2 separate regions of the Homo sapiens genome follow, and region 1 is linked to region 2. A link is a contact called in ENCODE Hi-C or POLR2A ChIA-PET data. All regions are on one chromosome and are shown on one strand. The core of a region is the stretch at or near the end of the contact, and the rest is flanking DNA. Distances in the headings are between cores, read along the strand shown.

Region 1 (2,700 bases), core at 5-2,504, 350 kb before region 2:
AAAAAAAAAAAAGAAAAAAGAAAAGAAAGAAATCCCACTTCAAATCTCTACTAGAGGTTGCTTGAAGGTTGCTGGAAGGGAGATGTGAGAGCAGACTTACACCACTCTGCACAGAGAAAAACCCATGAAAAACTTGTGTCTCCCTCAGAGTCATGGTAGTGGCCCCAGCGTCCCTGACACCCCTCCCAAAGTCAACCAGTCAGTCTCTCCCTGTTTCCCTCACCCCCAGATCAGCTCCTTTCTGCCTCATCCTGGGCCTTCATCCTTCTGTTGTCCCCAGACGACCCCACCGCCCCTGGGGATAGACTAGGCTGCATTTTGCTTTTCTTTCTGTTTTTGGGGTCCCTGTCATTCTAAAGTTTGTCCAGCCAATCTGCTTAGGTTTCCACAGTGGGAACACAGACACCTTTTTTTTTTTGAGACGGAGTCTCCCTCCGTCACCCAGGCTGGAGTGCAGTGGTGCAATCTTGGCTCACTGCAACCTCCGCCTCCTGGGTTCAAGTGATTCAGCCTCTTGAATAGCTGCGACTACAGGCTTGTGCCACCACGCACGGCTAATTTTTGTATTTTTAGTAGACATGGGGTTTCACCATGTTGGTCAGGCTGGTCTCGAACTCCTGATCTCAAGTGATCCGGCCACCTCAGCCTCCCAAAGTGTTGGGATTACAGGTGTGAGCCACCGTGCCCGGCCAGATGCTGTTTTTTTATGTTGTCTGGGCAGTCATTTGTGCGCTCCATGAACAGTTGCATGGTCCTTTTTAGCATCAGACTAGAGCTATGATTCCCAGCCCACAGTGACAGAGGCCACCTAGCCACCTTTGCAATGGCAACCACATTGACGATGACAGTCTTCCTTCCTTTTCCTTTGTCTTCAGCTGTGGCAATCAGCGGGACACTGCTCTGACCCCTGGCATTGGTTTTGACAAATACTTGGCTCCTTGTTAGCTTTATTAATAAGATGAAGAGATATTTGACAGCTACATTCTCCCCCTAAAAGAAGAAGGAGTGGCCCACATGGCTTCTGGAGTTCTTGGGAACTGACACAAAACTTGCCTCTTGGTGGAGGCTGGGTTTGCCTCAGGTGGGCCCAGAGGAGACTCCGCAGCTTTAGGAATCACCTCCCTCTCTCTCAGCTGGCTTTTTCTTTTTTCTTTTTTTGACAGAGTCTCGCTCTGTGGCCCAGGCTGGAGTGTGGTGGTGCAATCTCGGCTCGCTGCAACTTCCGCCTCCCAGGTTTACTCGATTCTCTTGCCTCAGCCCTCTGAGTAGCTGAAACTACAGGCGCATGCCACCACGCCTGGCTAATTTTTGTATTTTTAGTATAGACGGGGTTTCACCATGTTGGCCAAGTTGGTCTCAAACTCCTGACCTCAAGTGATCCACCTGCTTCAGCCTCCCAAAGTGCTGGGATTACAGGCATGAGCCACTGCGCCTGACCTTTTTGTATTTTTTTAATAGAGACAGGGTTTCGCCATGTTGCCCAGGCTAGTCTCAAACCCCTGGCCTCAGGTGATCCGCCTGCTGTGGCCTCCCAAAGTGCTGGGATTACAGACATGAGCCACCATGCCCAGTCTCATCTGGCCTTTTAAAACATTTGCAAAACTTTCCTTACCTGCTGTGTTGCACAGTTCTGGCTGAAATATACCTCCCTATAATTTCCACCGAAAGTGGAAAAAAGTCTAGTTCTTCTTTCATATAAAACAATGCAATTATTTAGGCTGTGCAGGATCGGGGTGTCAGGTACTTTTCAGGTCTGAGGTGAGGCCGTGGGCAGGGCAGCTTCTACCCACCTCATCTCAACTCTCCCTTTTCTTGCTCAGTGTCACATGTAGGACCAGTTACATAATTTGTGGGTCTAGTGCAAATGAAAATTCAAAATTATCAGGAATTTCAAGGTGGCGACAGCAAGGCATCAAACCAAGCATGGCAGCTTCTGAGCACAGGGCCCCTGTGACGGCACGGGTCACACATCTATGAAGCTGGCTCTGGTCTCATGACTCATGTGTGTCAGGTCAGGGACTGGGTCTGAGCCTTCTGCCCAGAAAGGTGCTGTAAAAGGTCAGTCACAGAAGCCTTGTAGCAAGCCAGGCAGACACAGGCAGGCAGATGTGGTGCTGGGAACTTGGTTGATGTTTCACCTCCTGGCCCTCAGCTCCCCATCTGTAATATGGGTCATGATACCCCTGTGGTAGGCTGCTGATGACCCCCAAGGATATCAGGCCCTGACCCCTGGAACCTGTGAATGTTGCCCTATATGGTGTCTTAGTTTGTTTGGACTGGGTGCCTTAGAAACAACAAAAATGGGCCGGGCGCGGTGGCTCACGCCTGTAATCCCAGCACTTTGGGAGGCTGAGGCAGGTGGATCACCTGAGGTTGGGAGTTCAAGATCAGCTTGACCAACACAGAGAAACCCCATCTCTACTAAAAACACAAAATTAGCCAGGCATGGTGGCTCATGCCTGTAATCCCAGTTACTCAGCTGGCTGAGGCAGGAGAATCGCTTGAACCCGGGAGGCGGAGGTTTCAATGAGCTGAAATTGTGCCATTGCACTCCAGCCTGGGCAACAAGAATGAGACTCCATCTCAAAAAAAAAAAAAAAAAAGAAACAACAAAAATGTATTTCTCACAGTTCTGGAGTTTGGGAAGTCCAGCATCAAAGCTCCAGCAGCTCCAGTGTCTGGTGAGGCCTACTTCCTCAT
Region 2 (2,700 bases), core at 108-2,607:
ATTGCTTCTCTTGATTGCTGGCCTCATCTGTATCTGGCTAGAAATTTTGCAGTGATGTCGCAACTCTCTCCCATGCAAGGTTATCAACCTGGTTGACCAGACTTCAGAAAACGCACCTACCACCGTGTCTCGGGATGTGGAGGAGAAGCCCGCCCATGCCCCTGCCCGGCCCGAGGCCCCCGTGGACTCCATGCTTAAGGACATGGCTACCATCATCCTGAGCACCTTCCTGCTGATTGGCTGGGTGGCCTTCATCATCACCTATCCCCTGGTAAAGCTCAACAATTCCCCTTTGCCATCCACCTATTTCTGGGGCTTCTCTGCCTGTCGCCTCATGTCAGTGAGATCCAGACAAAAACAACCAGCACATTTCTTTCCCCATTTAAAAGTCAGTGTTTGTTGGCCGGGCGGGCACAGTGGCTCACGCCTGTAATCCCAGCACTTTGGGAGGCCGAGGCGGGTGGATCACAAGGTCAGGAGATCAAGACCATCCTGGCTAACACAGTGAAACCCTGTCTCTACTAAAAATACAAAAAATTAGCCGGGCATGGTGGCAGGGGCCTGTAGTCCCAGCCACTCTGGAGGCTGAGGCAGGAGAATGGCGTGAACCCGTGAGGCGGAGCTTATAGTGAGCTGAGATCACACCACTGCACTCCAGCCTGGGCGACAGAGCAAGGCGACAGAGCAAGACTCCATCTCAAAAAAAAAGAAAAAAAAAGTCAGTGTTTGTTTATCTTCAAAAACATAATTAAAGAGACACTAGCCTCCCAGAAAAGGACAATTTTGTTCCTAAATCTTAGTGTTTTTCAGCTAAGAGCTGATTTATAAGCCTTGCTCAAAGATGATTTTGAATAGTTATCTGTATTTTTAAAGAATAAGGATAATAGATGAAGACCTTTCCTCCCTTAAAAACTGCCATTAGAACTTCTGCTGGGGAGAAGAACCAAAAAAAGAAAAAAGAAGCTGCCTGTGAGATCAGCTTGTGTGAAAAAGGCAGTGTGGCCATCCCTTTACTTCCTAGTTGGAAATGAGCAAGTTCTGTAGCAGAACAGGCCATGGGTGGGATGAAATATGTGAGGGGCATGGTCCTTCAGCAGGTTGCTCAGAGCATCGAGATGCTGTTACCTGAGAGCTCAGGAAGCTAATGACCCGCCCAGGAATGGGAATGACAGACTCTTTATGGCACTCCCCACTGGCACGTCTGCACCTGATAGTTTCACTTTTCACCTCACTCAGTCCTATGAGGTCATTATTATTGATCCCTTGTCCACAAAAGAAGGAAGTAGACCCTGAGAAGCTAAGTAACTTTCCCCACGGGTACCCAGCTAGTAGACGGCATTTCTAGGACTCCACCCCATGGTGGAGAGAAGAAGAGACGACTCCCTGGTGGGTTGGTGGCTCACAGAAGTCCCTTCAGTCCACCTCCTGCACATGGGTAGGGATGATCACAGATCGCTGCTACTTCAGATAATGACAGAATGAATCCTTCAGAGTATTTGAGAGGCATGTGGCCTCGGGGAAGGCAGTGGGATGAAAGGCGGAAGCAGGACCTCAGCCAGGCTCACCATGTGTCAGCCCCACTGCCACCTCCTGGCTATGTGTATGCAGATGTACTCTGCATACCTAGAATACTAGAGCTTCCTCACCTGCCCCTCTGGATTACTGAGTGTCTGTGCGCTAGCCTCTAGCCAACACACAGACACGGTGGGTGGCGAACCTGGGGCTTGCTCTCACCCACCACTGGCTCAGCCATGCTACCTGTGCTTCCTGTTTGGTTTCACCTTTGCAACAACTCTCAGACTTTCATGAAAATCACAGAATTTTAGAACTGAATGAAACTGGCACAGCCCTCAACCTAGGGCACAGTCCCTCCCCTGGTGGCCATCCAGCCCCTCCTAGGGTTGGGGAGTGGGCTGTATGAGCAAGGATCTAACTAGTCGGTGGAAAGACGTCCAGTCATCGAAGCAATTCTGCTTCCAGGTGCCTTCTCACTGGTCTCTTTGTGCCCTGTTGGGTCACATAAAGTACACATGCTCCCTCCGCCACTGGGACCTGTCCCTTCCCAGCTGCTTGTTTCCCTGTGGGAACAGCTGCCCTTGTCTGGATGTGGGTTTCTCTTCCCAGAGCATGCATCAGCAGCAGCAGCTCCAGCACCAGCAGTTCCAGAAGGAACTGGAGAAGATCCAGCTCCTGCAGCAGCAGCAGCAGCAGCTGCCCTTCCACCCACCTGGAGACACGGCTCAGGACGGCGAGCTCCTGGACACGTCTGGCCCGTACTCAGAGAGCTCGGGCACCAGCAGCCCCAGCACGTCCCCCAGGGCCTCCAACCACTCGCTCTGCTCCGGCAGCTCTGCCTCCAAGGCTGGCAGCAGCCCCTCCCTGGAACAAGACGATGGAGGTAAAGCCAGTTGCCATCTTGGTGCTATTTTATGTTTTATTCGAGCACCTCCTGAGAAGTCCAAGGAGTCTCCATAAGATTGTAAACTACCATTCTCAGGGGTTCACTGTGTTCTCCTCTAACTTCCACTCTGGGGGTCTCTGTGGGAAGGCTTCTGCCCCATCCCTTGGCATCTCCCCTTCAGAGGGCCTTCTGGGAACCACCCTGGCCATCCTCCTGTCTTTCTCCACAAGGGCTGGGCGTCGCGGCTGACCAGAGGTGAGCTGCCCATTGGGCTGAAGAGAGTTCCCAGGGCCAGCCGG

What was found. A loop is a pair of places that touch in the nucleus more often than their neighbours do. ChIA-PET counts read pairs that join two places held with the same protein, here RNA polymerase II (POLR2A). Pooled maps may share reads with other maps.
Region 1: a pooled map shows a loop between it and region 2 (3-fold over the local background). The contact joins two enhancer-like sites. A Hi-C loop is called at or near these places in 2 of 50 pooled maps. POLR2A ChIA-PET finds 5 or more read pairs at or near these places in 2 of 52 experiments (T-cell and activated T-cell).

What each region holds. Positions count from the first base shown.
Region 1 is chr17:64,403,350-64,406,049 of GRCh38, reverse strand. No RefSeq gene overlaps it. Among named protein-coding and RNA genes, the nearest start is that of PECAM1, 14 kb to the right of the region's middle. RefSeq lists enhancers at 1,083-1,162, 1,273-1,382. Within about 2 kb of position 1,254, at least 6 of the 41 ENCODE cell types and tissues checked have a DNase peak (open chromatin) inside an H3K27ac peak, as active enhancers do.
Region 2 is chr17:64,055,373-64,058,072 of GRCh38, reverse strand. ERN1 (endoplasmic reticulum to nucleus signaling 1) reads left to right here. Exons shown (of 22, transcript NM_001433.5): 12 at 80-271; 13 at 2,125-2,398. Among named protein-coding and RNA genes, the nearest start is that of ICAM2, 36 kb to the right of the region's middle. RefSeq lists a silencer at 1,061-1,110 and enhancers at 1,421-1,540, 1,329-2,072, 2,073-2,700. Within about 2 kb of position 1,357, at least 8 of the 41 ENCODE cell types and tissues checked have a DNase peak (open chromatin) inside an H3K27ac peak, as active enhancers do.